3 separate regions of the Homo sapiens genome follow, and all the other regions are linked to region 2. Evidence: chromatin loops called from intact Hi-C (ENCODE). Cell type or tissue: heart right ventricle. All regions are shown on one strand. Each heading gives the region's core, and the rest is flanking DNA. Links, peaks and the distances in the headings are about the cores only. Region 1 overlaps SMYD4 (SET and MYND domain containing 4). Region 2 overlaps SLC43A2 (solute carrier family 43 member 2). Region 3 overlaps RPA1 (replication protein A1).

Evidence for each region. Peaks named below come from ENCODE experiments on the same cell type or tissue, not always from the same donor. Only the 100,000 strongest peaks of a DNase experiment are listed, where the experiment ranks them.
Region 1: a loop joins it to region 2, with 4 times the contacts of the local background. A loop is called at or near these places in 9 of 110 quality-filtered maps.
Region 3: it touches region 2 in a loop (2.8-fold over the local background); 6 of 110 quality-filtered maps call a loop at or near these places.

What each region holds. Positions count from the first base shown.
Region 1 is chr17:1,779,307-1,789,868 of GRCh38, reverse strand. SMYD4 (SET and MYND domain containing 4) reads left to right here. Exons shown (of 11, transcript NM_052928.3): 6 at 2,265-2,447; 7 at 2,896-3,059; 8 at 5,408-5,543; 9 at 6,393-6,509; 10 at 6,711-6,834; 11 at 8,430-10,384. The coding sequence ends at 8,583. Among named protein-coding and RNA genes, the nearest start is that of SERPINF1, 23 kb to the right of the region's middle. RefSeq lists an enhancer at 5,720-6,014. In heart right ventricle, for the core only: CTCF peaks have their summits at 5,464 and 5,663 (motif pointing right); DNase peaks (open chromatin) are centred at 5,838, 6,458, 6,768, 7,138 and 1 weaker place; H3K4me3 peaks cover 1,239 bases; H3K27ac peaks cover 5,000 bases.
Region 2 is chr17:1,571,671-1,581,164 of GRCh38, reverse strand. SLC43A2 (solute carrier family 43 member 2) reads left to right here. Exons shown (of 14, transcript NM_152346.3): 12 at 2,842-2,915; 13 at 4,445-4,568; 14 at 5,400-9,494. The coding sequence ends at 5,561. Among named protein-coding and RNA genes, the nearest start is that of PITPNA, 14 kb to the right of the region's middle. RefSeq lists enhancers at 2,402-3,212, 3,213-4,024, 4,025-4,836, 4,837-5,649, 8,905-9,494. In heart right ventricle, for the core only: a CTCF peak has its summit at 6,566 (motif pointing left); DNase peaks (open chromatin) are centred at 5,334, 5,533 and 6,524; H3K4me3 peaks cover 882 bases; H3K27ac peaks cover 3,074 bases.
Region 3 is chr17:1,860,412-1,870,973 of GRCh38, reverse strand. The region is part of intron 5 of RPA1 (replication protein A1); the gene reads right to left. Among named protein-coding and RNA genes, the nearest start is that of RPA1, 36 kb to the right of the region's middle. In heart right ventricle, for the core only: a CTCF peak has its summit at 5,325 (motif pointing right); no DNase peak of the experiment used is centred there.

The DNA.
Region 1 (10,562 bases), core at 3,471-8,470, 210 kb before region 2:
CTATTCTTGTTCTCCTTAGCAACAGATAGTAAAATTGACAACAAAATTGACAACATTATTCCTATATTCAGTGTTTTCCTTTATAAAACTTTTTTTTTTTTTTTGAGACAGAGTCTCGCTCTTTCACCCAGGCTGGAGTGCAGTGGTGCGATCTCGGCTCACTGCAACCTCCACCTCCCAGTTTCAAGCGATTCTCCTGCTTCAGCCTCCCGAGTAGCAGGGATTACTGGTGCACGCCACCACGCTCAGCTAAGTTTTTATATTTTTGGTAGAGACGAGGGTTCACCATGTTGGCCAAGCTGGTGTTGAACTCCTGACCTCAAGTGATCTGCCCGCCTTGGCCTCCCAAAGTGCTGGGATTACAGGCGTGAGCCTCTGCACCTGGCCTATAAAACATTTTCACATAATGGTTCATAATATTTTCTTTATCCATTACATTTGTACCTAGACTATTTCTTTGGTGAATTTGTTTTTTTTGTTTTGCGAGACAGTTTTGCTCTGTCACCCAGGCTGGAGTGCAGCAGTGTGATCTGGGCTCACTGCAACCTCCTCCTCCTGGATTCAAGCAATTCTCGTACCTCGCCTCCCGAGTAGCTGGGACTACAGGCGCATGCCACCATGCCCAGCTAATTTTTGTGTTTTTAGTAGAGACAGGGTTTTGCCATTTTGGCCAGGCTACTCTCGAACTTCTGACCTCAGGTGATCCACCCGCCTCGGCCTCCCAAAGTGCTGGGATTACAGGCATGAGCCACCATGCCCAGCCTGGTGAGTGGTTTTTTTGAGATTCCTGGCATATATTCGGTGATATCACAGTTATTTGATGGTTTTTTTCCAGTTTTCCAGAAAACTGAATGTTTCCTTTTAAATACTGGTATTTTTTATCTTCCAACCTGTTTTGTTAGAAACACAATTTGCCTCATGCTTAAATTGAGACTACTGAAGATAATTTAAGCGTTTCTGTGTGCCCAAGGTTATCTTTACTGTACATACTCCTAGGACAGATGGCTTTGAGAAAAGCCAGCACAGGTAGAGCCTCTGGCTAAGTGAAGTGTTACAGGTGGACTTTTAAAGTGCTAATTATCCACCATGCTTTCTTTTCTGAAATGAACAAATTTTTTTTTTTTTGGAGGCGGGGTCTCACTCTTGTTGTCTAGGCTGGAGTGCAGCAGCACGATCTTGGCTCACTGCAACGTCCTCAGGGGTTCAAGCGATTCTCCTGCCTCAGCCTCCTGAGTAGCTGGGACTACAGGCACGTACCACCACACCCAGCTAATTTTTTGTGTTTTTAGTAGAGACGGGATTTCACCGTGTTAGTCAGGATGGTCTCGATCTCCTGACCTTGTGATCTGCCCGCCTCGGCCTCCCAAAGTACTGGGATTACAGGCGTGAGCCACCGCGCCCGGCCAAAATGAACAAAATTTTAAAGTAAACTATGGGCCTGAAAAGACCAAAAAAGAAAAAAATAATAAATGTTACAATTAGAGTAAAACTTTTTTTAAATTTTTATTTATTTTTCTTCAGACAGGGCCTGCTCTGTCACCCAGGCTGGAGTGCAGTGGTGCAATCCTGGCTCACTGCAGCCTCGCTCTCTAGGGCTCAACTGATCCTCCCACCTCAGCCTCCTGAGTAGCTGGGACTACAGGTGTGCACCACCACAGCTGGCTAATATTTTAATTTTTTTTTTTTAGAGACCAAATCTAGCTGTGTTGTCCAGGCTGGCCTTGAACTCCTGGGCTCAAGCAATTCTTCTGCGTGAGCCTCGGGATTTCAGGCAGGAGCCCTGGTGCCTGGCCTGCTTAAATATATAAAGTTTGGGGTAGTAACTAGGTCGCTTGTTCTGTTAACCAACCAAAGACCAGATAAACAAAAGCCCTTGGGCTCTAAAAGTCTTTGGGAAGTCACCTCAACAGGGGCTCTGGTTTCTATGTGAGAACATTATGAAACTATCTAGAACGCTCCCTACTTATCATCCCTTTTTTATTACTTCTTTATAAGTTCTTATCTTTGGCTATTTCGTGGTGTAGAGACACAGTCGTTAGGTTCCAGGACTCCAGTGGACTTTGTGTGCGTTCATCCACTTTGCTTCCTGGGGACTGGAGCTTGCCGTGAGTCATGTCCCATCTGATTTATATTGGATCTGGCTGTGGAGCCATGACTCACACGGGCTGCAGGCCTAGCTGCCCAGCTCATCTTCTGAGGAACAGAGGGCAAGGCCAGGGCTCATGTGCTGACACCTTTTTCCTTCTTTCCTCTTGCCCTTTCAGGACCTAAAGGGAGCATCGTTACCGACAGCAGGCAGGTGCGCCTTGCCACAGGCATCTTCCCTGTTATCAGCCTCCTGAACCACTCCTGTAGCCCCAACACCAGCGTGTCCTTCATTAGCACTGTCGCCACCATCCGGGCGTCACAGCGGATTAGAAAGGGGCAAGAGATTCTCCACTGCTATGGTGAGCCATCCCTCCGCACTGCCATCCTGCCCTTCTCCAACAGAAAAGGACGGGGACGCAAGTCAGCAAGCCACCAGGCATGTGACTTCACCTGTCTACTGTCTGCTTCCTGGAAGAGGCAGTGAACACTTAGGCCAAAAACAAGGAAGGGAGGATGGAAGGAATGGCCTTCGTGCTAGGGCCCTATTGCGGCTAAACTATGTCTCGCTGTTTAATCACTATAAACTTCCTATTCTGAAAATGGGCTAGGAACAACTTCTTGGCTTCTCTTTCTTCCTGTCTCAGCAACTTGGAAGCTTATTTTAGTATCCAGTTCCACAAATATTTGGGTAAAGGTTAGCTGTCACATGATAGGTAATTGTCCAGACCCTCTGCTAAGCTGAAGGTTTTTACGTAGTGTTTGACTCTCTCTTGCTTTCAATATTGGCTGACGGTGATCTCCCTCCAGGGCCTCACAAGAGCCGGATGGGGGTTGCCGAAAGGCAGCAGAAGCTGAGGTCTCAGTATTTCTTTGACTGCGCCTGTCCAGCTTGTCAAACTGAGGCACACAGGATGGCTGCAGGGCCCAGGTGGGAAGCATTCTGTTGCAACAGTTGCGGAGCGCCCATGCAGGTAATTCTCTCTTCTGTCTCCTCCACTTTTCCTGGAGGTCAGTTTTCCACCCCAAGGGTGATCAGTGTTTAGGAGGAAGCCATCAGGGACTTGTAAGTGCTGAGACCAGTAATATCACCTCCATTTTAGCCAGTCATCCCCATACACTAGTTCCCCTCCAGAGAAACCACAGGGAAAGGTTCAATTTAGTAATGTTTCCTTTATAAAGGACAGAAGATCCCATCTGAACTGGTTTGGGATCTGGGGGAGACTGGGAATTTATTTGCTGAAGTCAGTCATTGAAAAGTCCCAGGATAGGCTGGGCACAGTGACACATGCCTATTATCCCAGCACTTTGGGAGGCTGAGGTGGACAGATCACTTGGAGGCCAGGGGTTCAAGACCAGCCTGGGCAACATAGCAAGACCCTGTCTCTACCAAAAAAAATGTTATGAGAAAAATTCCAGGATAAGGCTGCTTAAGATACAGCTTGATCCAGGGGCTTTCTGTCCACCCCTCTCAGCTTCATTTTCTCTGTGTTAGCCCATCCTCAGATAGACTTCCCTCTTACGATGCAGGATGGCTGCCAGCAGCCCAGCCTGCGGATTTCCTGCCAAGGAGGATAAGAGCACATGCCACTCAAACAGCAGCCTGGGCAGAGATGTTACTGTGTTTCATTGACCTGAGAACTGTGGCTGGAGGAAAATTAGACATAGTTTTCCTCCAGCCATTTGGGCCAGAGGAAGGAGCCATATGTGAGCCACATGCCACACCCTCAGCTGTAGGGCAAGGGCCATGGGACTGAGGGTGAGAGGGATCCTTATGAGAAACTGGGTTGGGTTGCTGTTGCCAAATGAGAAAATAGATATCGGCCTTTGAAACACAGCAGATGTCCACCTCGGAGGTTTCCCCTCTGCCACAAGTGCCGTATTCTTCTTAGGGGAGTCATGAGTGAAAGGCAGAGCCGGTTGTGTTAGAAAGCTAAACTTGGAGACCCAAGGTCAAATGTAGGACGATCGCACCTAGCACCTTTTTCTATTAGTTTTTTTTTTTTTCTTTTTTTTTTTTGAGATGGGGTCTTGCCCTGTCATCCAGGCTGAAGTGAGTGCAGTGGCACGATCTCTGCTTACCACAGCCTCAACCTCCCAGACTCAAGCAATTCTCCTGCCTCAGCCTCCCCAGTAGCTGGGATTACAGGCATGCACCACCATGCCCAGCTAATCTTTGTATTTTTAGTAGAGACGAGTTGGCCATGTTCTCCATGTTGGCCAGGCTGGTCTCGATCTCCTGGCCTCAAGCGACCTACCTGCCTCGACCACCCAAAGCGCTGGGATTACAGGCGTGAGCCACCACGCCCAGCCTTTCTATTGGTTTTCTTTTTTTTTTTTTTTTCTTTTTCTTTTGTGAGACAGAGTCTCTCTCATGTCACCCAGGCTGGAGTGCAGTGGTGCAATCTCGGCTCACTGCAAGCTCCACCTCCCGGGTTCACGCCATTCTCCTGCCTCAGCCTCCCGAGTAGGTGAGACTACAGGCGCCCGCCACCACCATGCCCGGCTAATTTTTTGTATTTTTAGTAGAGACGGGGTTTCACCGTGTTAGCCAGGATGGTCTCGATCTCCTGACCTCATGGATCCACCCGCCTCGCCCTCCCAAAGTGCTGGGATTACAGGCGTGAGCCACCGCACCTGGCCTTCTATTGGTTTTCTGAGGACTTTTTCATAACTACTAGAAATGTTTGTCATCAAGGCCGGGCACGGTGGCTCACGCCTGTAATCCCAGCACTTTGGGAGGCTGAGGCGAGCGGATCATGAGGTCAGAAAATCGAGACCATCCTGGCTTACACGGTGAAACCCCGTCTCTACTAAAAAAAAAAAATAAATAACACACACAAAAATTTAGCCGGGCTTGGTGGTGGGCACCTGTAGTCCCAGCTACTCGGGAGACTGAGGCAGGAGAATGGCGTGAACCCGGGAGGCGGAGCTTGGAGTGAGCCGAGATCGCACCACTGCACTCCAGCCTGGAGACCGAGCGAGACTCCATCTCAAAAAAAAGAAATGTTTGTCATCTAAAGTCCTGGCCCCAAAAAGCGACAAGAGGGGCTATAGAAGTGGAAAGAAATTGTGCACTGTACCAGTTCTGTTCCAAAAATGAAATCTCAGGTGGGATCAGCTACTGCTGATACACTTCATTAGAATTGCCGCCATTGCCGCCATCAAACAAAATTCGCTCAGACTTTCGTCACGATGTATTGTTACAGGAGTCTCTTTCCCCCATGAGGTAAGAAACTATGGAGCAGTCCTGTAATGTAAGCACAGGCGGTGTTGATAACTGACCCTGGCATTGGAATAAAGAGAAAACTGACTTCCACAGGGAGATGACGTGCTGCGCTGTGGCAGCAGATCTTGTGCAGAATCCGCCGTCAGCAGGGACCACCTGGTCTCTCGGTTACAGGACCTACAGCAGCAGGTCAGAGTGGCCCAGAAGCTTCTCAGAGATGGTGAACTAGGTGAGACTGGCTCCCTGCTTTGGTCCTCCAGCCCCTTCCCTTTTATTTGTTCTGATACCGTTTTGGACTCAGGGATACTCAGTACTGATGGGAGAATTGGATGTAATTATCCCCATGCCAGCCACAAGATGGCTATATAGGCCAGTGAGTCCAAACCCTGACCAGCTTTGTTACTGTGGGGCCCTTGAAAAGGGGCCAGGTGATTTCAGCTGTTGTTTTCTTCTGCATCTGATTGCTAAGTTGAAGTACCCCTGCCAACTAACGGGTCATCGCTGACATCCGTGAGCTGTGTGCAGTTCCAGAAGTTGAGTGTCATTTATTTTAATTCCAGGGCCTAGTGATGTAACTTCCTAGAAGGGCGGTTCTTCCCTCCTCAGAGCTAGTCTCTGCTAGAGAGCAGTGGGGCGTGAGCCCAGCTGATAGGAGTGTCTTGCTTTTGTCTGAGACTTGCGGAGCTCCCCATTGCCCTTGAAAACCCTGCCTTAGAGCTTGACATCATGGGATTTTTATTTACCCTGCTTTATGAAAGTTGACCTTTAGCTTAGATTTCAGGGTCAAGAGAAATCATGGCCGTACGTGAAAGGTAGAGTTGGTCGAGTTGGGAAGTTAATGTTGAAAATACAGTGTAAATGTGGGGAGGCCTCCCCTAGCGCCTTTCTCCACTGACAGAGAAAACAGAAGAAAACAGCAGCTTTATTGGAACAGACATTGTGCGTTGGTGACAACCCAGGGAGGCCAGGGGGAATTTCCACATTCAGCCCAGCTGATTCAGAGGATTTGAGACCTGGATTCTCATTCCTAGGACTGGGCTTCTGTCTATAGTGAGACGTCTTTCCTCTGCATTGACAGAGCGAGCTGTTCAGCGGCTGTCGGGGTGCCAGCGTGACGCCGAGAGCTTCCTGTGGGCAGAGCACGCCGTGGTGGGAGAGATCGCGGATGGCCTGGCCCGGGCCTGTGCTGCCTTAGGTACAGCATGAGCCTTCACGTTCTGCGTCGGGAACAGTCTGCTGTGGGCACTTCGCCGTGGCCCCGGCCTTGTCTGCCTGGTTACCCCCCGCTCTGTAAACTGAGGGTGCTCCCCCTCTCGTTCCATTTCCTCCCCCTGAAAATATGCATCCACAGTTGACAGTGGTTCTTTTCTGGAACAAGATTTTTCTCTTCTCACAGGAGACTGGCAAAAGTCAGCCACCCATCTACAGAGGAGTCTCTACGTGGTGGAGGTTCGCCACGGGCCGTCCAGTGTTGAAATGGGCCATGAGCTCTTCAAATTGGCCCAGATCTTTTTCAACGGGTGAGTCCCTTTCCCACTTCACAGGGCACACACTGTTCCTTTCCTAGGCTCTTCTGGGTATTACTTTTTTTCTATGGTGTTTTTAAAAGCATGTTGAAACTTCTTTATTTCCTCTTTAGGAGAGATCTTTGCCTTCTGTTTTGCTAACAAACATAACGCTTTAGAATTTCCTCCTGGGAGGCGGAGCTTGCAGTGAGCCAAGATCGCGCCACTGCACTGTAGCCTGGGCGACAGAGCGAGACTCCATCTCAAAAAAAAAAAAAAAAAGAATTTCCTCCTGGGAGATATGGGGAAAGCTTTTAGATCTCAAGTGAGTTTCCCAGAGAGAACTTGGCCAGGCAGCCCCACCCACCCTCCAGTATAGCTCTCCTTCTGGTTGTTCTCTGGTTCGTCACAGCCCCTTTGGCTGTCTCATTCCCAGCACTCTCAGCTCCAGGCTCTCTGCCTTCTCCCTACTCTGCATCCTCTTCCTTTTAAAGCGTTTGCTTGAACCAGGGCTGATTTTACCCCCAGACAACATGTGGCATTGCCTGGAGACTTTTTTTTTTTTTTTTTTGAGAAGGGGTCTTGCTGTCTTGCCCAGGCTGGAGTACAGTGGCTCGGTCACAGCTCACTGCTTCCTGCAACTCCTGGGCTCAAGCGATCTCTGGAGACATTTTGGATTGTCATGACTTGGAAGGGGGGTGCTGCTGGCATCTATTCGAAAGAGGCCAGAGGTGCTGCTAAGCATCCTCCCGGGTACAAGACAGTGCCCCCCCCACCAACCCCAGCAAAGAAGGAGCCAGCAACAGTGTCAATAGTGTCAGGGTCGAGAAACCCTGCTTTTTTGCTGCTGTTGTTTGTTTTTTGTTTTAAATCCCCTGTTCTACTTTGAAGGTTAAAAGGAAAGAACAGCACGCTGATGAGCTGATGCCAAATCCACTTTTGCTACTGAGACCATTTAGGGCCCAATTTCAGGATTTCCGGGTGGAACCTCCAACCCTGGTAAAGCTGCCCTTGGTGTATGTGGCTATGAGAAAGTGCTTAAAGCTTCAACCTAAGGCTGTGCTGAGTGGGCCTGGTACCCAAGACACAGAGACATTCTGTTTGGTCAGAGAGAGAGAAAAGGGCTGCAGAGTTAGGTCAGAGGTCAGCCCTAAGATGGTCACCCTAAAATGAAAACTGCTATGTAAACCTGTGGTAAATACCAGATGAAAACTTTGAGGCCGGGTGTGGTAGCTCACGCCTGTAATCCAGCTGCCCAGGAGGTTGAGGCAGGAGAATCACTTGAACCCGGGAGGCGGAGGTTGCAGTGAGCCGAGGTCGCACAAATACCTGGGCGACAAGAGTGAAACTCTTGTCTCAAAAAAAAAAAAAAAAGCTTTGAGATTTGCCTCGTGTTCTCAGGATCCTGGCGTCTATACTATCTTTTATAACTGTTTTCTCACACTTTTGTTTTGCAGCGTGTTTGTGACAGTGTCTTACTTACTGTTCTAGATTGTAGGATCCTTGATGACAGAAATGATCTTACATTCTTCACGGTGTGTGAGTAGGCCCTCAATTAACATTTGCCTCACAAATCAGTGAACTAACTCCTCTTACCTCCCTTGGCTCAGGTTTGCAGTACCCGAAGCCCTGAGCACAATACAGAAAGCTGAGGAGGTTCTGTCGCTGCACTGTGGCCCATGGGACGATGAAATCCAGGAGCTCCAGAAGATGAAATCCTGTTTGTTGGACTTACCACCCACCCCTGTAGGGCCTGCATTGTAGGGTTCCAGGAGGATTTTGACCCACAGAAAAGGAGCCCATGGAACACAAGTTAAAGAGGTTTTGCTGGCCAGGTATGGTGGCTCACGCCTGTAATCCCAGCACTTTGGGAGGCTAAGGTGGGCGGATCACCTGATGTCAGGAGTTCAAGACCAGCCTGGCCAACATGGTGAAACCCCATCTTTACTAAAAATACAAAAAACTAGCCAGGCGTGGTGGTGGGCACCTGTAATCCCAGCTACTTGGGAGGCTGAGGCAGGAGAATCTCTTGAACCCAGGAGGCGGAGGTTGCAGTGAGCCGAGATCGCTCCACTGCACTCCAGCCCAGGTGACAGTGTGAGACTCCATCTCAAAAAAAAAAATAAGAGGCCGGGTGCGGTGGCTCAAGCCTGTAATCCCAGCACTTTGGGAGGCCGAGGCAGGCAGATCACGAGGTCAGGAGATCCAGACCATCCTGGCTAACACGGTGAAACCCCGTCTCTACTAAAAATACAAAAAAATTAGTCGGGCGTGGTGGCGGACGCCTGTATTCACAGCTACTCGGGAGGTTGAGGCAGGAGAATGGGGTGAACCCGGGAGGAAGAGCTTGCAGTGAGCCGAGATCGCGCCACTGCACTCCAGCCTGGGTGACAGAGCCAGACTCCATCTCAAAGAAAAAAAAAAAATATTAAGAGGTTCTGCTGCCAGATGTGGGTTCTGTGGGTCGGGTGTGGGTTCTGTGGGTCGGGTGTGGGTTCTGCAGACCAGGTGCGGATTCTGTGTAGGTTCTGCAGGCCCAGTGTAGAGGCTCACACCTGTAATCCCAGTACTTTGAGACGCTGAGGTGGGAGGATCACTTGAGCCCAGGAGTTCAAAACCAGCCTGGGCAATATAGTGAGACCGTATCACTACAAAAAAGTTTTTTTAGTTCACCGAGCATGGTGGCACATGCCTGTAGTCCCACCTACTCGAGAAGCTGAGATAGGGTCACCTGAGCCTGGTAGGCTGAGGCTGCAGTGAGCCAAGATCGCACTACTGCACTCCAGCCTGGGTGACAGAGTAAGACCCTGTCTCAACAAAAAAATAACAGGTTCTGTTGCTGCTGAGCTTTCGTCAGGAAGATAAGACTTTCCCAACAGTCCGAAGCCTAGGATATGAGGGCTGAGGAGGACTCAAACCGTTGCAGTCAGAGAGACACCTATTTTGGTGAATATTTTTTGAAATAGTTAAGTGGCCTCCAGTACAAACTCCCAGTTCCCAGAAAAGACTTAAAACTAGTATCTGGAGATTCCAAGTCCTTTAAAAGGATTTTAGCTGATCTGCAGGCATCTGGATGTTAGCCTGGGGTTTTGGCTGGATTCCACCTCGCTCAGTGATGATAGTCTGTTTCCCTGGAACATTCCTGTGGTTTTAGTAGTAATGAGATGTGTGCACCACTCCAGTGGGAACTGAAGCTCTTAGTAGTTACATTGTAATTAAAAAAGAATTATAAAACAAGAAATCAGCAAGCCTGCTTACCTCCAGAGACACACCGTTCCACTTACAGTATCTAGCTTCCTCGACTCCTTTGTTAAAATCGTGGAGTATGAACCGTGACCAGAGAAGTAAATATGGAGCCGTTTTATTGAGCAGTTTCCTCCAGGGATGACGGCTGTCAGTGTGTTTCCTGCCAGTTTTCCAGTCCTTACTCTCTGCCCTTCATTCTGTACTCTTGGCAGAGTCAGTAACCAACCACTAATAAAATCAAAGTTGTAGTAAAGACTTTATAACACATATGCCTCCTTCTGAGTTGTTGGTTTTGTTTTGTTTTGTTTTGTTTTGTTTTGTTTTTGAGATGGAGTTTCACTCTTGTTGCCCAGGCTGGAGCGCAATGGCGCGATCTTGGCTTACGGCAACCTCCGCCTTCCGGGTTCAAGTGATTCTCCTGCTTCAGCCTCCCGAGTAGCTGGGATTACAGGCGCCCGCCACCACGCCTGGCTAATTTTGTATTTTTAGTAGAGACG
Region 2 (9,494 bases), core at 4,495-9,494:
AGCCCCTGCCCCCCCACCACCCACATTCCTGGGAACAGGTCCTGGCTGCTGAGCGGGATGGCAGGGCTGTGTACAGAAGACAAGGCGACCACAGGGACCTGGTGGCCAAGAGGATGGCTCTTAAAAAGTGCCTCTCGGAGTTGGCGGAGTCCGCCAGCAGCAGCCTTCCTGGGCAGGGGGCCTCCCACAGACAGCGACAGAACTTTACTAGGACCAGCCTGGGCAATATGGCGACACCCTGTCTCTACTAAAAATAAAAATTAGCCAGGTGTTGTGGAGTGCACCTGTAGTCCCAGCTACTCAGGAGGCTGAGGTGGGAGAATCTCGGCTCACTGCACCCCGGGAAGTTGAGGCTGCAGTGAACTGAGATTGCACCAGTGCACTCCAGCCTGGGCAACCGGAGTGAGACCTTGTCTCAAAAAAAAAAAAAAAAAAATTAGCCGGGCCTGGTGGCACATGCCTGTAATCCCAGCTACTCAGGAGGCTGAGGGAGAACAATCGCTTGAACCCAGGAGACAGAGGTTGCAGTGAGCCGAGACCACACCACTGCACTCCAGCCTGGGGTGTAGAGCGAGACCGTCCCAAAACAAAACCAAACAAAACAGAACAAACCACAAAAAGAAAACAAAACAAAAAGCGAAGAAACACTTCACGAGGGAGGTGAGAGGGCAGCCACCTGCTGGGAGGGCCGGGTGACCAGGCTTGGGAGACCCTGGAGCACAGTCCGAGGTGGGCAAAGGCAGCTCGAGGCCGTGGTCAGCAACCTCTTGCTCAGTGCTGTGCCCATACACGTCTGTCAGCAGGGCCCTGGTTCTAGTGTTTGCCGACTTCCACGGTGCACATGCACTCACCGTGGCTGATTTCCAGCTGCCCATGTGTTGCCACTGACTGTGGAACTGGAGAGTCACAGTGACACGTGGTATTTCTACAGTAGATGTGAAAAGCCTGGCCGGGCACGGTGGCTCACGCCTGTAATCCCAGCACTTTGGGAGGCCAACGCGGGTGGATCACCTGAGGTCAGGAGTTCGAGACCAGCCTAGTGAAACCCCGTCTCTACAAAAAATACAAAAATTAGCCGGGCTTGGTGGCATGCACCTGTAATCCCAGCTACTAGGGAGGCTGAGGCAGGAGAATTGCTTGAATCCAGGAGGCGGAGCTTGCAGTGAGCCGTGCCACTGCATTCCAGCCTGGGCTACACAGCAAGACTCTGTCTCCAAAAAAAAAAAAAGGAAAGCCTGATGCGTGCACAGGCTCTAGTGAACCAAGTAAAATAATTAGGAAGGGATGAGGTTTTCCATGGTTTTGTTCGTTCATTTTGTTTTTTTTTGAGACAGGGTCTCACTCCCATCAGCCAGGCTCGAGTGCAGTGGTGGGATCTTGGCTCACTGCAGCCTTGACTTCCCGAGCTCAGGTGATCCTCCCACCTCAGCCTCCTGAGTAGCTGGGACTACGGGCACGTACCACCAAGCCCAGTTAATTTTTATATTTTTTTGCAGAGATGGGGTCTTGACATGTTGCCCAGGCTGGTCTGGAACTCCTGGGCTCAAGTGATCCTCCCAGGCCTCCCAGAGTGTGGGGATTACAGGTGTGAGCCACTGCACCAGGCCAGGAAGTGATGAGTTTTCAGAGTTTTGAGTATTCATTACCTTTACTTTAATATAATTTATTTATTTAGTCATAAATTTATGTAATTTTTTTTTTTTTGAGACAGAGTCTAGCTCTGTCACCCAGGCTGGAGTGCAGTGGTGCTATCTCGGCTCACCGCAACCTCCGCCTCCCCGGTTCAAGCGATTCTCCTGCCTCACCCTCCTGAGTAGCTGGGAATACAGGCGCCCGCCACCACACCCGGCTAATTTTTGTATTTTTAGTAAAGATGGGGTTTCACTGTGTTGGCCAGGCTGATCTCAAACTCCTGACCTCATATGATCCACCCACCTCAGCCTCCCAAAGTGCTGGGACTACAGGTGTGAGCCACCATTCTCGGCTTATAATTTAATTATTATTATTATTATTATTTTTTTTTTTTGAGACAGAGTCTCACTTTGTCACCAGGCTGGAGTGCAATGCCGTGATCTCAGCTCACTGCAACCTCCACCTCTTGGTTCAAGCGATTCTCCTGCCTCAACTTCCCAAGCAGCTGAGATTACAGGTGCCCACCACCACGCCCAGCTAATTTTTTGTATTTTTAGTAAAGACAGGGTTTCGCCATGTTGGCCAGGCTGGTTTCGAACTCCTGACCTCAGGTGATCCACCTCCTCGGCCTCCCAAAGCACTGGGATTACGGGCGTGAGCCACCTTGCCCAGCCTATAATTTAATTTTTAATAATGACTCGGTTAGGCTGGGCGCAGTGGCTCATGCCTGTAATCCCATCATTTTGGGAGGCTGAGGCGGGTGGATCACAACGTCATGAGTTTGAGACCAGCCGGGCCAACATGGTGAAACCCCATCTCTGCTTAAAAAATACAAAAATTAGCCGGGCATGGTGGCGTGGGCCTGTAATCCTAGCTACTCCGAAGGCTGAGGCAGGAGAATTGCTTGAATCCAGGAGGCGAAGCTTGCAGTGAGCCAAGATCACGCCACTGCACTCCAGCCTGGGCGACAAAGCAAGACTTCTTCTCAAACAAAACAAAAAACAAAACAAACAAACAAACAAAAAATGACTGTGTTAACGACTGGCTTGCAAAATTTCTGAAAATTCACAATTGGCTCCGGAGGATGGGGTTGATCCAACTCCAGGCTGACACTGCCCCTGGGGTGAGGGCCCCCAGGAATTGGAGGGCGGGGGCTGAGGGGACGGTCCCTTAAGGCCTTATGCCCACAGTCGCCTTTTCCTCCCCCAGATCCTCTCCTTCATCCTGCACACAATCGTGCGAGGATTCATCCACTCCGCTGTCGGGGGCCTGTACGCTGCCGTGTAAGTCCTGGAAGCCGCAGGTGGCCTGGTGGGCGAGGGTGTGGGAATGGCCGGGGGGAGGTTGCTGGTGGGACTGAGACTCTGAGGCAGGGTCAGCCTGTCCCAGAAGGGCTCATCTTCCTGCTTCAGGGGACAGGTACCAGGGTTTCTGCTGGGTGTTTCAGGGAAAGGCCATACCTCGTGGGAAGCAGGTCAGTGGGCAGACAGTTGGGTGCTCACAAGCCTTGGCATTCAACACGAAGTCAGTTCCCCCAGCCAGGGTCAGGCACCTGTGCAGCTCATTATGGCCTCAGGGGCCACTACAGCCGAGTCCTGGGGCTGGCCCTGGCTGCTCACTGGGAAGGATGGGTAGGTTCTGGCTGCCTGAAGCTAAATGCGGAAGTTCCAGTTGCCCTCATCACGGGCAGCAACATGGGTGACTGAGTCCAGAATACACCAGACGGGCCCATCCAGAGCCTCAGTGCGCCCAGCTCTGGCCATAGCTTTCTCCAGCCCTGGCTAAAATGAAACCTGTATCTTTTTCCAAGAAGCCCCAGAAACATAAAAGGAACCACAGTGGTTCCTTCTTCTCTGGCTCAGGCCTTGACCCAAAAACTGAAACTCAAACATCATCATCCACAGTCTCTGATGTGGGACCAGCTCATGTGTTGCTGGGATTCCTTTCCCACCTCTGGGCCAGCAGAGCCTGACATGTGCTAAGATTTAGCCCGGAACTCTCTCCCAATTCCCGCAACAGCCCCTGGGGTAATCCCAGCTCCGCTTGCCCTCCGCCTGCCCCTCCCCAGGCCTGGAGGAAGCTGTGGCTGTCCTGGCAGGGTCTGAGGGAGGGGGGCGGGATCTGTGGTGCTGAGTTTCCGCGATTACTCAATGCTTCTCTGGACGAGGGCACTGCAGAGCCAAGCCCAGCCTCCACACTCCTCTCTGGGCCTGTTTCCCAAACCGCAGGTCCCCGCTGGCACCACGCTTTCCACTCGGCTCAGCCAGACACCCACAGGCCCTGGGCACAGCTGAGTGGGGTGGGCCCTCCCCAGAGTCTGGGGCCTGGAGCTGGTCCAAAGAGAAACACTTTGCAGAACCACCCAGCAGGGCCGGGCGCGGTGGCTCACGCCTGTAATCCCAGAACTTTGGGAGGCCGAGGCAGGCAGATCACAAGGTCAGGAGTTTGAGACCAGCCTGGCCAACGTAGTGAAACCCCGTCTCTACTAAAAATACAAAAAATTAGCCAGATGTGGTGGCGGGCGCCTGTAATCCCAGCTACTAGGGAGGCTGAGGCAGGAGAATTGTTTGGACTGGGGAGGCGGAGGTTGCAGTGAGCCGAGATCGTGTCATTGCACTCCAGCCCAGGCGACAGTGCAAGACTCCATCTTAAAAAAAAAAAAAAAAAAACAGAACTGCCCAGCAGGAAGGAATCCGAGGGCTGGCACCCCACCCTTCTCTGGCACCAACGGTGCAGCCCGGGGTCACCAGACACCTGGGGCCAAGCAAAGCCCAGGAGGCAGGATGGCTGTGAGCTGTCGCTTGCCCTGCAGGTACCCCTCCACCCAGTTCGGCAGCCTCACGGGACTGCAGTCTCTGATCAGCGCGCTCTTCGCCCTTCTGCAGCAGCCGCTGTTTCTGGCCATGATGGGTCCTCTCCAGGGAGACCCTCTGTGGGTAAGAGGGGTCGGGGGATGGTGGGTCATGGGCGCCTGCCCCCTTCTGCTAACTGCGAGCTGCAAGGTCCCCCTCGGGGGCTTCAGGGCCCCGAGGACATGTGGGAGCGTTGGTTAGGATTGGTTAAGAGTCCCTTTGTGAATGGTGGCTAGGCAGGAAAAGGAACATGTCCTCTCTGGACCTGATTTGGGGAGAAATAGAACAGAGTTCCTGGGCCGGGCGCGGTGGCTCACACCTGTAATCCCAGCACTTTGAGAGGCCGAGGCGGGAGCATCACTTGAGGTCAGGAGTTCAAGACCAGCCTGGCCAACATGGTGAAACCAGGTCTCTACTAAAAATACAAAAATTAGCCAGGTGTGGTGGCAGGTGCCTGTAATCCCAGATACTCGGGAGGCTGAGACAGGAGAATCACTTGAACCCGGGAGGCGGAGATTGCAGTGAGCTGAGATTGCGCCACTGCACTCCAGCCTGAATGACGACAGCGCGAGACTTCGTCTCAAAAAAAAAAAAAAAAAAAAAAAAAGAACACAGTTCCTGTCCCCGCCCCACCTCCGAGGGCCAGATTTCCTCACCAGGTACCAGGAACTTGTTCCAAGCCCAGAGGTTCAGATCAGCCCGTGTTTCCTGGGGGCCCAGGCCCTGAGGGTGGCCACATGGCCTGTGAAGAGTTGGGAACCGGGACGCTGGCATATGGGACCTCGTGGGCCTTCCTGTTTCGTTCCCCCTTCCACCCCGTGACCTTCTCCCCTTTCCCAAACCCGAGTGGAGGGCGGGTCTGCAGCCTCGGCGCACCACCACGCCCTGTGATGCGCGGCCTCCCTGCCTCCCCAGGTGAACGTGGGGCTGCTCCTTCTCAGCCTGCTGGGCTTCTGCCTCCCGCTCTACCTGATCTGCTACCGGCGCCAGCTGGAGCGGCAGCTGCAGCAGAGGCAGGAGGATGACAAACTCTTCCTCAAAATCAACGGCTCGTCCAACCAGGAGGCCTTCGTGTAGTGGCTGCCGCCTCGGAACTGCGGTCTCCTGCCTGTGCTTCAGTGACTGACCCCTGTCCTGCCCCTCCAGAGTACCCCACGCACCCCCAGGACCTTCGCCGTCTCCGTGCCAGCGTTCACGCTCCCTCCCGGGGCCCTGCCTCGGAGCTCTGTGGTGGAAGGACGGGAGAGGGCCCCGGACACGCGCGTTTTCTCCTGCCGAACGCAGGGGCTGCCCTGACTTTGCTCTGCCGCCCCCCGGGGACCCGGGGCCTGGGGTCTCTGTGGTGCCTGCAGCAGGAGCCAGGAACGCCCGGCAGGCAGGCGCTCTCCCGCCAGTGTCTGGATTCTGCCTCTTGCCAAAGCAGAGGGGGCTGCCATCCCCTGCCTGCCACCTGCCCCTCGGCTGCATGCCCACAGCCGTACCTGCCTGAGGACAAAGGCTTGCACTGTCTCGCCCGCGCCTGGCCCCCACCCCCTCCCCGGCCAGCCTGAGGCTGCCTGAGGAAGGAAGGACCCGCTTCCTGTTGTCGGTGCTAATTCCTTTGTAATTCCAGCCCCCTGTCGCCTGTCCAGGGCCTGCCCACCCGTTGGAGGCCGGTGGAGAAGCCCCACCTGGCTTATGCCCTGGAGAGGGTTTAGCGGGCTGGGTGGACCCCTCGCCTCCTCCCCGAGGGCCAATGCCGCGGACACGTTTTCACTGTCACCCTCGTTCTGTCTGCCACCTGAAGGGAATTTGAGGACCGCCGCCAGGGCACCCCGTACATACACACAGCTGCTTTTGTGGAGGTGGACGAAAGGCTGTGGCCGGCAGACGTGGAGGTCCAGGCCGGGGTGGGGACGTGGGTGGGTCCGAGGTGTGTGTGGGGTCGGGGTGGGCTCTAGGAGTTAGCCCTTATCCCCACTGACCAGGCGGGAGCCGCCAGGCCTGCAGCTGGGCCAGTGCCCAGGAGCCATCCTGGCGTGGGGCCAGGAGCTTGTCCAAGGCCACAGGCCCACAGCACCCCCTGCCGGCGGGCTCCGTGGGGCCCTGGAGCTGATGACGGGGGAGGCCCGTCCGCCTGGCCCACCAACCCGCCCACCTTGACTGCCCCCAGAAGTGTGTCTTGAGACCTCCTGGGCGTGCTTAGAGGGGTGAGTTGTGTTTGGATTTTTAGTTATTTTCTCTTCAGTTTTATTAGACTTCTTTTTTATAAAGCAATAAATCCATTTTCCTCCGGGTAAGGGATGCCCCTTCTGGCATATCAGTTAATAGCTGCATGTGCCTATTTTGAGCTTGAGAAGAAAAGGCAGGACAAGATTCTCTGCCACCGACCAGCTCCAGCCGTGCCCAGCTGCTCTTCGTCTCTCTGGGGGACTGCTGACTCGGGAGGGACAGTGGGCCAGGAAAAGACCTTCCTCCCCAACCCCCAAACAAACTGGGCTTGTGCAGACATCTTAGAAGTGTGAGCCACCCTCCTCTACCGATTTTCCCAGCCAAACAGGCGAATCCTGGTCCCTTTCCATCCCTACACCCTTCCACAACCCTGAAGATTCCCGCTGGGTTCTTCTGCAGGCTCAGAGCAGTTCAGGATGTGGGCGGCAGGGAGGGGGATGAAAGGAGAAGAGGAAAGGGCAGGTCCAGGCCACATTCAAGCTCCACATTAACAGCTTGGGCGCCTGGAACACATATCTCCTAGGCTTTATTTCACTCAAATATTTAAAAAAAGACTGGGCGTGGTGGCTCACGCCTATAATCCCAGCACTTTGGGAGGCCAAGGCAGGAGGCTCACCTGAGGTCAGGAGTTCGAGACCATCCTGACCAACATGGAGAAACCCCGTCTGTACTAAAAATAAACATTAATCGGGCGTGGTGGCGTGCGCCTGTAATCCCAACTACTCGGGAGCCTGAGGCAGGAGAATCGCTTGAACCGGGGAGACGGAGATTGCCGTGAGTCGAGATCGCACCATTGCACTCCAGCCTGGGCAACAGAGCGAGGCTCCGTCTCAAAAAGAAAAAAAAAAAGAGAACGAGATAAACATGCCCACTCCTGAGAACACTCGTTTTGTGATGTTAGTGGTTATTCTGATTTTCAAGAAAGTATTATAGTCAAGTTTGGGAAAGGCTGAGTTAAAAGTCAAGCCTGTTTCCTTACAGCCAGCACTGACAGCACTTTGCCAACGCTCATGAGCTCCGTGGCTCCTCAGGAGCGGGTGTGCTGTGCTGCCGAGGAACGGCTCGAACCATCAGAGCCACCAGCCTCCACGTGCGGCTCCATGATCACCCCCAGCAGAGGCTCCCGGGTGCTGGTTCCAAATGGAGACTCCAGGTCTTGCCGCTGACCGGTGACTCTGCTGCCAGCATTTGAGACCCGCCATCACACAGGAGTTGCAGATTCGGAGAAACCCTAACTAGCCAGGGTGCTGCCAGCTGGGAAAAGGCCGCCTTTTTTTTTTTTTTTTTTTTTTTGAGTTGGGGTCTTGCTCTGCCATCCAGGCTGGAGTGCAGTGGTGCAACTGATAGCTCACCACGGCCTCCAACTCATGGGCTCAAGGGATCCTCCCACCTCGGCCTCCTAAGTATCTGGGACTATAAGTGTGTGCCACCATGCCTGGCTAATTTTTTTTTTCTTTTTCATAAAGATGAATTCTTGCTATTTTGCCCAGGCTGGTCTGGAACTCCTGGGCTGAAGCAATTCTCCCACCTCAGCCTCCCAAAGTGCTGAGATTACAGGCGTGAGTCACAATGCCTAGCCAAAAAGCCAGTCTTGAGATGGGGAAGACGTGGCCCGTGCTGTCCCCAGCAGTGCCCAGTCCCAGCCAAAGTGGGCAGTGCTGCCTCACTCTCCCACCCACCCTCAGGGTGTGGCACTTACTGGGAAGAAGCAGGCATTGAGAAACAGAATTGAGGGGGGGAAACAGTCCAGGGCCAACAGTGCTTGGGGATTGAGGCCTGAAAATGCGAGCAGGGTACAGAGGCTGTGGCTGGCCAGATGGGTCGGGTGCCCCCTGCACTCCCACCCCCTAGTCAGGGGTCACCCATCCTACTTTGCCTTGTGTGGAGCTGACAGGTGACATGTTTTCCTATTGTTGTCCTTGACTTGATAACAATCTGGGAGTTAAACACATATGATCATCCCTGCTTTACAACTGAAAAACGAGGCCTAGAGATACTATCATCATATACACCTGAAAAACGAGGCCTGGAGCGATGGAGGAGCTTGTTCAAGGTCAGAGCCAGCACTCATATATGGGTCTTAAGACACTGGAGCAGCCAAGGGCCTCTAGACCAGGACATTCCACTCGGAGCAGCAGCTCAGGGGCCACCAGGCCTCTGTGGCAGGGGGACCTCTGTGGCAGGGGGGACCTCTGTGGCGGGGGGGGGGCCTCTGTGGCAGGGGGGTCACAGCCCAAGGAAGGGGAGCAGGCCCAGGCATGGTTTCCGTTTCTGGGAGCCAAGAGCCTTCTCAGAAGAGGGGGAGAGAGCTACTGCATGGAATCATTTGGGCCCTGGAGGCTGATGGGTACTTGGGGGAGCAATCCCTGGTGACCCCAACCAGCAAGACAAGTGCCCTGTGAAGGGGAAGGGACTACAGCTGATCAAAGGAGCAGGCACCAGTGGCCGGGCCTCCCGTCTGCCCCTCATCCTCCAGGCTCTGGCGGGAAGGAGCAGGAAGGGCTCCCTGCCCTTGGGGTTTTGATCAGTGAGGAGGGGGGCTTGGGTCTGAGTCTGGGTCTGGGTCTGCTGCCGAAACACTGCCCCCAGTCCCTCTCCTCACTAGACTCTGGGGTCTAGGCGTGTCTTTGTGGTCGGCCTTCTCCAAACCCTCTAGGCCTCTGTCTGCAGCTGCTGCTGCCTGGACCTATACACAAGGTCCCACCCCTCACCGGGGCCAAAGACGTGGTTGCAGGCCCTGGTGGATCCTTTCTGTTTTGCTCCATCCCCGTCCCCTCTTGCACCCAGCATCGTCCTGGT
Region 3 (10,562 bases), core at 3,269-8,268, 290 kb before region 2:
AACAAAAGCTGTATCTTTACCTGCTTCATGAATTATATTATTCAAGAGAATAAAGATGTAAACATTCAAAAACAGAAGAGTACCATAAAAATACATAAGCCCCTGCTACACTCCCTCCGACTTCCTCCCTCTCTTCTATCATCTCCAAAACCACTAAACTAGAAAATCCCCTGCTGAGATCATATCTGCTTAAGAACTTTGTTGAAAAGGATGTGGTCATCTGATCTTGCTGATCACATAGATTCAATTTCTATAAAAATGTAGCTAAATCTTAAGAGGTACCTAACAGACAAATTCCCAGGGACAGAAAGTAGAAGAGGGGTCACCAGAGAATGGCGGGAGTGGGGAATGGAGTAGTGTTTAATAGGCTCAAGAGTTTCGGTTTGGGATGATGAAAAAGTTCTGAAGATGGATGGTGATGATGGCTTACGCCAACGTTAATGGACTTAATGTCACTGAACTGTATGCTTAAAACTGCTCAAATGTAAATTTCATGTTAGGTAGTATTTTACCACAATTTTTAAAAATGTGACTTACCTTAGTTTACCTATTCTAAGATCCACATTTTTTTCACATTTTAACATGTAAATTAATGTCTTACCATCACTTCCTTTTAGCAGTACATAATGTAACAGTACAGTCTTGTGATCCCCGGATTCTGAGAGTCCATGAAGCACAGAATATTTAACAATCAAGCCCTGTAATACGTATGAATTACAGCTACCCTTTCTTGAGTGCTCACCCTGCTTCAGGTACTGCATTCAGGAGAGTGCAGGTACGTGCATTGCTACAGTGCCTGCCAGCCCTAGGATGTAGACACTATTATCATACCCTTTAACAGGTGAGAACGCTGGGTTAGAGGAACCACGTAACTGGCTCAAATCACACAGCTGGGAAGCAGGACATCTGCTTGAACCGAGGCTTTTATGACTAGATCCATGTACTTCATCATCATCTAGGTAATTGTTAACTGTGAACGACCAATTCTGGCAGCCGCAACTCTAGTTGTGAGATCTGGTAATTAGGAAAAGCTACTAATCCACTTACTAGAGCAATCCTTAACTCCTGCTCTGGACCAGATGTGCAAATCTGGCACAAGAGACGAGAGACAGCCCGGAGCCAAATGGACGGCAAGAATCCGGTGCATTCTACATAGCAACATGTTGCAGTGCATGTTGTGAATGGCAAGGGGCCACGAGACCCCAGAAAAATCAGTCTACAGCTAAGTAAAAATCCTTCTAAAAATTAAATTACACCCCAAAGCAGTAATGCAGAGACTTAACTTCTGACACATCTTCTGCTTTGTGTCACCTGCAAATCAAACCATTCTAATAAGACAGGTCAACATCATGGTTCTCAGACTCTTTTGCTCTATGCTAGCTTTACATATCACTGGCTTTGACCTAGGGGGAAAATAGGATTTTTTTTTTTTTTTGAGACGTAGTCTCGCTCTTGTTACCCAGGCTGGAGTGCAACGGCGCCATCTCGGCTCACTGCAACCTCCGCCTCCCGATTTCAAGAGATTCTCCTGCCTCAGCCTCCCGAGTAGCTAGGATTACAGGCGCTGGCCACCACACCCAGCTAATTTTTGTGATTTTTAGTAGAGACAGGGTTTCACCATGTTGGCCAGGCTGGTCTCAAACTCCTGACCTCAGGTGACCCGCCCACCTCAATCTCCCAAAGTGCTGGGATTACAGGCATAAGCCACCATGCCCGGCCGAAACAGGATATTTCAGAGCAGACTCTTAGCACCTCAAATTATTTGCACTCACACCTATCATTTTTATCATTATAATGGTTAAGTGAGCCATCGCAGAGAAAAATTCGCTAAACAGACAATGGAGAATAAGGGCAACAAAAAATTCAACTTCTACCAGTAAGTACTTTCTTAACAACTACAAACAATATGTAGAAGAGTCAATCCAATAATTTACAATTGCCTCTTGGCAGAAAATGGATGAAATCAGGCTGAAAGAAATTTCAACTAATGTCTTTCAATAATAAGTAACACTAATAATTAAGTATTGTGTAACAAATTTTAGTCAAAGTAAAATATTGTTAGCCATAGTATAGGTGCATGGAACTTATATACGCAGACAAAAATACAGTGGTAAATACGGGAGACTTTAAAATCATCTAATTCAATATAGTATGAAGCACGAATTATGTCTGAAGTTTTATTTCTCACACTTTGAAAATTCTATAAATATCAGACAATTTCTTTTTTCTTTTCCTGAGACGGGGTCTCGCTGTGTTGCCCAAGCTGGAGGGCAGTGGCGCGATCTCAACTCACTGCAACCTCAGTCTCCCAAGTAGCTGGGATTACAGGTACCCGCCATCACGCCTGGCTAATTTTTCTATTTTTAATAGAGATAGGGTTTCACCATGTATGCCAGGCTGGTCTCGAACTCCTGATCTCAAATGATCCACCCGCCTCGGCTTCCCAAAGTGCTGGCATTACAGGAGTGAGCCACCGTGCCCCGCCAAGACAATTTCAACGCACATTTTGGAATTCCTGCCTATTTGTGGGCTAGACTTAATTGTACTGGTCACCTCACATGGCACAAGTTCTGGATTAGGTGCTGGGAGGATACAAAATGAACTTTAGTTCTCCACCCGCTAGCACAGAGTGTGCGTCCTTTCCCAACAGAGGAGAAAGCACTGCGGTGAAATGCCCCGTGAGGTAGAAGTCACTATAAGAAAGCTATTTCCGCACTGGCTCACTGATCTGGTTACAACGAAATTCGAGAGTAAGTAATCCTGAACAGCAATCTTATCCCCCTGAGCTTTAACAGACACTGGAGAAAGGAAAGGCCCAGTGGAGCTGGGTACTGAAATAAAGGAATATTTTTCCATAGCCCTATGTTTATTTTCTTTTTTTTTCCCCCTTGAGACAGGGTATTGCTCCAATGCCCAGGTTGGAGTACAGCGGCATGATCATAGCTCACTGCAGGCCTTGACCTCCTGGCCTCAAGCAATCCCCCGACTCGGCCTCCCCGGCAGGTGGAACTAGTTACACGAGATCACGCCTGGATTATTTTTTGTATTTTTTTTTGTAGAGACTACTTTTGTCTCTACAGCTACCCAGGCTGATCTTTAACTCCTGGGCGCAACTGATCCTCCTGCCTCGACCTCCCAAAGTGCTGCGATTACAGGTGTCAGCCATGGCACCCGGCCCATAGCCCTGTATTTCTGACTAAGCAATAAGTATCCTTCAATCCTTTCATCATCTCCATCTTCTTTTTCTTTTTAATTTTTTTTTTGAGACAGGGTCTTGATCTGTCACCCAGGCTGGAGTGCACTGGTGTGATTACAGATCACTGCAGCCTTGACCTCCTGGGCTCAAGTGATCCTCCCACCTCGACTTCCCGAGTAGCCAGGACTAGAGGAGTGTGCTATCAGGCCTGGATAATTTTTTTGTTTGTTTTCTGTAGAGACAGGGTCTCACTATGTTGCCCAGGCCAATCTTGAATTCCTGGTCTCCAGCGATCCTCCTGCCTCAGCCTCCCAAAGTGTTGGGACTGAAGGTATGAGCCACTGAGCCCAGCCCATCTTCACTATAAACACTTTTGCCCCCAAAACAGAAAATGTCCAAAGCAATCATTCAATTAAATACAACACACACACACACACACAAACACTAGAAACCTGGCCAGAGGTGATAAAGCTGGGCACAATCACCTCTCTCTTGTCCTGACTGCATCCAAAGGTTTCAGAAAAATGCTAAGCATTGCTTTGTCTCAGCTCACCTTCCTGAAAGCTGAGAATGTGATAACAAATTCGCTCATTTTAACAAAACGTTACTACTGCAAAAAAAAGTGATGTGTCAATTTAATAATTTAGCCGAATAATTTACCCGATTCCCTCTCCAATTTAAAGCATCAAATTACAATTTGTGTAAATAAAAATTAATATCTAGTAGGTTCCAGTTCTAGAAAGAGCATAATGATGGCCTAGCCCCACATCTTCCCACTCTAAAAACCAATACAGAGCAACAGGAATGAATGCCAACTGCATACACATACATGCACGTGCACACAGACGTATACACATCTCTCATTAGAAACGACATCTTCAGTGAAACCAGGGAACAGAGAAAACCCGCACATTCCAAGTTGTGTGAAAATGAAGCCCGAAACACCATAAATCAAGAACCCACAACAGTATAAGACAGAAGCAGCATGAATAATTTCAGTGTAAAAACTAAAACGGTGGCCGGGCACAGCGGTCCCCGCCTGTAATCCCAGCACTTCGGGAGGCAGAGGTGGGCAGATCACCTGAAGTCAGGAGTTTGAGACCAGCCTGGCCAACATGGTAAAACCCCATATCTATTAAAAATATAAAAAAATTAGCCGGTGGCCGGGCGCAGTGGCCCACGCCTATAATCCCAGCACTTCGGGAGGCAGAGGTGGGCAGATCACTTGAAGTCAGGAGTTCGAGACCAGCCTGGCCAACATGGTAAAACCCCATCTCTACTAAAAATATAAAAAATTTAGCCGGGCGTGGTGGTGGGCTCCTGTGGTCCCAGCTACTAGGCAAGCTGAGACAGGAGAACTGCTTGAACCCAAGAGGCAGAGGTTGCACTGAGCCGAGATTGCGCCATTGCACTCCACCCTGGGTGACAGAGAGACTCCGTCTCAAAAAAAGAAAAAAGAAAAAAAAAAGATCTCTAAGCATATACAAGTATATGGGATTATCTCTAGGCCAAAAAAAAATTTTTTTGTTGTTTTTTGAGATGGAGTCTCACTCTGTCACCCAGGCTGGAGTGTAGTGGCACAGCCCTGGCTCACTGCAGCCTCTTTCTCCCAGGCTCAAGTGATCCTCTCACCTCAGCCTCCCGGGTGGCTAGGACTGCAGGTGTACACCACCACGCCTGGCTAATTTTCTGTATTTTTGGTAGAGACAGGGTTTCGTCATGTTGCCCAGGCTGGTCTTAAACTCCTGAGCTCAAGCGATCTGCCAAGCTTGGCCTCCCAAAGTGTCGGGATTACAGGCGGGGGCCACCACACCTGGCCAGAAAACTTTAAAAAAACAGGATATGGCTGGGCGCAGCGCTCACGCCTGTAATCCTAGCACTTTGGGAGACTGAAGTGGGAGAATCGCTTGAGCCCAGGAGTTTGAGACCAGCCTGAACAGCATAGTGAGGTCTCATCTCTATTAAAATAATAATAAATAAGTAAAAGCAGGAGAAAAAGACACGATAGTGTACACAGTATGCTGCCTTTTGTGTAGGCAAAGTGGAGTACGGAACGAGAATATATATTTGTATTTGGTTACATTCTCATGAAGAAACGCCTGAAGGATAAAAAGAAACCACGAAAACTTTACCTCTAGAGGGCAGCAGTGGGTGGCAGGGGCGGCAAGGGTAGGAGTAAGATTTCTCTGCACACACAATTCGGTAGCTATAACTTTAAATCATGTAACTACATTATCTTTTTGAAATCATTTAACCATATTATCTATTCAAGATTAATGTTTATTAAAGAAAACAGATGTCTGATTATCTCAGTTATATTTTACATTTATTTAATTATGCAAGTTTTAATGGACAAATATATAAATGTGAAATAGAGATAATTTTAATTATGTATATAACATTCCCGCAGTAGACTCACTCACACGATCTATGTACTTAAATACAATTTTCAAGTAGGCAAAAACTTTGGTATGAAGGTTAATCTTTGAAGGTCCGGGCACAATGGAAACTGTTCTCACTGGGAAATGACAAATGCTCATTCTCATTTCTTGTAGCAACCCATTGTGTGACCTTGGGGAAGTTACTTCACTGCCTCATTCACGTTTTTATTTAATGATTAAAAACTGATCAACTGATCTCTACAACAGTTTCCTCTACCTCAACATTCTGCGATTGTGCTGAATTCACTGCTAAGGTCCAGACCTGAGATTCTCCAACTTTCCTTTCCTTTCCATTATCTCACTTAGGCAAAGGCCAGGACTCAGTTCCAGGTAGGAAAACGAAGACAGGATGCAAGAATTACTTCCCACCTCAGCTTTCCCAGTAGCTGGGAGCGTGAACCACCACGCCCAACTAATTTGTTTTTATTTTATTTTTTTGAGACAAGTCTCACTCTGTCGCCCAGGCTGGAGTGCAATGGCACAATCTCGGCTCACTGCAACTTCCACCTCCCGGGCTCAAGTGATTCTCCTGCCTCAGCCTCCCGAGTAGCTGGGATTACAGGTGCCCGCCACCACACTCGGCTAATTTTTTTTATTTTTAGTAGAGACGGCGTTTCACCATGTTGGCCAGGCTGGTCTTGAACTCCTGACCTCAGGTGATCCACCTAAGGTCCAGCCTAAGAATTACTGGGTTCAATTCCACTTACCCTTAAGTGAAAACCCTACTAATAGTAAAAGTTAGTTATGGACTAATTGAAGAACTATGTTGTTAAAGTTATTTTTATTTATTTATTTTTGAGACAGAGTTTCACTCTTGTTGTCCAGGCTGGAGTACAATGGTGCAATCTCAGCTCACTGCAACCTCCGATTCCCAGGTTCAAGCGATTCTCCTGCCTCAGCCTCCCTAGTAGCTGGGAATACAGGCGCGTGCCACTATGCCCAGCTAATTTTTTTGTATTTTTAGTAGAGACGAGGTTTCACCATGTTGGCCAGGCTGGTCTCAAACTCCTGACCTCAGGTGATTCGCCCACCTCAGCCTCCCAAAGTGCTGGGATTACAGGCATGGGCCACTATGCCCCGCATATATTGGTAAATTTAAATTAAGACAGTGAATTAGTGTACTTCAGTGGGAACCAGCTAAGCACCTTTGTCTATTGGGAGCAGCAGAGACAGTTTAATTTTTAAGAAACAGCTCCTTCTCTGAGTTCAAACATAGCTTCCTACTGAGAAATCATTTGGGAAGGAGGAGATACACAGCGGAAGATTTCAAATAAGCCACATGAACATCTTCCAGCTTCTTGATGCTGACCAGCTTAAAGTCGATTTTATATTTTCAATGTCACAGTTATAATTAGTTAATATATGTACTTAATTAGTTATATGTTATTAAAATTATTCAATACACTCTGAACATTTCTTTTCTATAAATTATATCACAAATTTTTTTCCAAATATTCATGATTGACCATCATCTCTTAGTGACTTCAGATTTAGTTCAAAAATTGGCTGATTAGTAAAACAATAAAATTATGTTGTTCTGATTACTAAAAATATCTGAAAACATAACAACCATTTGAAAATTGCCTTCTACAAGTATGTTTTGAAAACTTTAAATTTTTAATAAAGCAAGATATGTTTCATAGAAAAACTTCAATCTGACTGGCCATTTAAATTTTGATGTCGGCCCCCTGCAGGGGCTCACGTTCGTAATCCCAGCACATTGGGAGACCGAGGCAGGTGGATTACCTGAACTCAGGAGCTCAAGACCAGCCTGGACAACATGGCAAAACTCTGTTTCTACAAAAAAATATAAAAAGTAGTTGGGGCCAGGCACGGTGGCTCACACCTGTAATCCCAACACTTTGGGAGGCCAAGGTGGGTGGATCACCTGAGGTCAGGAGTTCGAGACCAGCCTGGCCAACGTGGTGAAACGCCGTCTCTACTAAAAATAAAAAAAATTAGCTGAGTGTGGTGGCGGGCACCTGTAATCCCAGCTACTCGGGAGGCTGAGGCAGGAGAATCGCTTGAGCCCGGGAGGTGGAGGTTGCAGTGAGCCGAGATTGTGCCATTGCACTCCAGCCTGGGTGACAGAGTGAGACTCGTCTCAAAAAAATAAAATAAAATAAAATAAAATAAAATAAAATAAAATAAATTAGTTGGGCGTGGTGGTTCACGCTCCCAGCTACTGGGAAAGCTGAGGTGGGAAGATCACTTGAGCCTGGGAGGTTGAGGCTACAGTAAGCCCTTTTTGAGCCACTGCACTCCAGCCTGGATGGCAAAGCAAGAACCTGTCTCCAAATAACTAAATAAATAAATCTTGGCCGGGCACGGTGGCTCACGCCTGTAATCCCAACACTTTGGGAGGCTGAGGCAGGCAGATCACCTGAGGTCAGCAGTTCGAGACTAGCCTGGCCAACATGGTGAAACTTCGTCTCTACTAAAAATACAAAAATTAGCTGGGCGTGGTGGCGGGCACTTGTAATCCCAGCTACTTGGGAGCCTGAGGCAGGAGAATCACTTGAACCCGGGGGAGGTTGCAGTGAGCGGAGATCGTTCCAGTGCACTCCAGCCTGGGCAACAAAGCAAAACTTCATCTCAAAAAAAAAAAAAAAAAAAAAAGCTGGGCACAGTGACTCACGCCAATAATCTTAGCACTTTAGGAGGTCAAGGTGGGCGGATCACTTGAGGTCAGGGGATCGAGACCAACCTGGCCAACATGGTGAAACCCCATCTCTACTAAAAATACAAAAATTAGCTGGGCATGGTGGTGTGTGCCTGTAATCCCAGCTACTGGTGAGGCTGAGGCATGAGGATAGCTTGAACTGGGAGGTGGAGGTTGCAGTGAGCCAAGATCATGCAACTGCACTCCAGCCTGGGCAACAAAGTGAGACTCCATCTCAAATAAATAAATAAATAAATAAATATTGAGCTAATCGATATTAACATCTACTTCTTCCATGTGGACAGCAGGGACAAGAGAGGTATAAGAGAGCTACATTCTAAGCTGGGCGCTGTGGCTCACACCTGTAATCCTGGCACTTTGGGAGGCTCAGGTGGGCGGATTGCTTGAGCCCAGGAGTTCAAGACCAGCCTGGACAACATAGACTCCATCGCTACAAAAAAAAAAAAAAAAAAAAAAAAATACGGTTGGGGGCGGTGGCTCACGCCTGTAATCCCAGCACTTTGGGAGGCTGAGGCGGGCAGATCACGAGGTCAGGAGATGGAGACCATCCTGGCTAACACAGTGAAACCCCGTCTCTACTGAAAATACAAAAAAAATCACCCGGGCATGGTGGTGGGTGCCTGTAGTCCCAGCTACTCAAGCAGGAGAATGGCGTGAATCCGGGAGGTGGAGCTTGCAGTCAACCGAGACCGCGCCACTGCACTCCAGCCTGGGCGACACAGTGAGACTCCGTCTCAAAAAATAAAAAAATAAAAACAAAAATTAGCAGGGTGCAGTGGTGCACGCCTGTAATCCCAGCTACTGAGGAGGCTGAGGCAAGGAGGATTGCTTGAGTCCAGGAGGCGGAGGTTGCAGTGAGCCAAGATCACGCCACTGGACTCCAGCCTGGGTGACAGTGTGAGACTCTTAAAAAAGAAAAAAAAAAAAGAGAGAGCACCACATTCTAATCTCCCATAGCGTGAAGTTAATAAACAAATGTTTCAACTGAAAAAATTAACGAAGAGCAGCACAAATGTGTTATTTAGAAATATGGAGACAAACAGAGAAGAAACAGCTGTGAGATTTGAAACAGACTGTCTCTAGACAGGAGTCAGAGGCCAAAGAAAAGTGAGGCAGGAGAATGCTGTTTTGTTTTTAAGGACACACCTCGCAAAAATATTCAACTTTTAAAACTACGTACCGGACAAATGGAGCAACAGAGACCAGGTTCACCCTAACACCTAACATAACCCCCTCCCCCCACCAGAAAGGGAGAAAATACGTGAGACGCATGGTTTTCAATGAGGGGTAGCGCCTGCTGTGCACAGGAAAGCGAGCGAGTGGGTCTGCACCAGCTCAGTGCCTCAAGGGCTTAGGGGGCCTGCCAGAACCCGAGGTGCAGAAATGGGGGCCGAGAGTCTGGGGAGATCGCCGTCTAGCTGGCCGGACAGAGTAGCAGAGAAGAGAGGGCTGTACACAGAGAACTCCAGAAATGGGTGGCAGGTTTCCTGGGTAGTCAGCAGAGTCCTGGTTGGCCCGTGTGTGTGTGTGGACACGATCTGAGGCCAGGGTGAGAATCATCTGAGAAGGCCAGAGGGAACCATGCCTGTGTTTACAGCAAGCTTGAAATAGTACCTGTTTCTACCAGTCAGATGGGAAAAATTCATATTCATGGGGCACGAGGTAGAACAGTCTGTCAGGTCTCGATTCAGTATTGGGAATAACTACACCTAGACTAAATGCAGCTCTCTGATTCTCTAATAAATCTTAAAAGCAACACACCAAAAGATCAAACTGTCTCCAAGTTAACTGTATCCCTGAAAAAAGCTCAAGAATAATTACAGGATTACAAAAGTTTCTAGCACCCAACGAGGTACGAATCCCAATGTCTGGCATTCGGTCCGAGGGCCAGGCATGAAAAGCAGCAGGAAAATATGATCCATGATCGGAGAGGCCGGGATCAACTGACGGAAACAAATCCGGACCTAACACAGACACCAGAATCCACAGACAAGGACCTTACAACAAATACTGTCATTGTGCTCTGTATGTCCCAAAAATTAAGCAGAGATGTAGATGAGTTTTTAAAGACCCAAAATCAAGCTTCTAGGGATAAAAACTATACTATCTGAGAAGAAAAATACACTCAATGGGATTAACAGCAGATTAGGCACTGCCTGAGAAACCATTAGTGAACTTGAACGGCTAGCAATAGAAAGTATACACAATGGCCAGGCACAGTAGCTTATGCCTGTAATTCAGC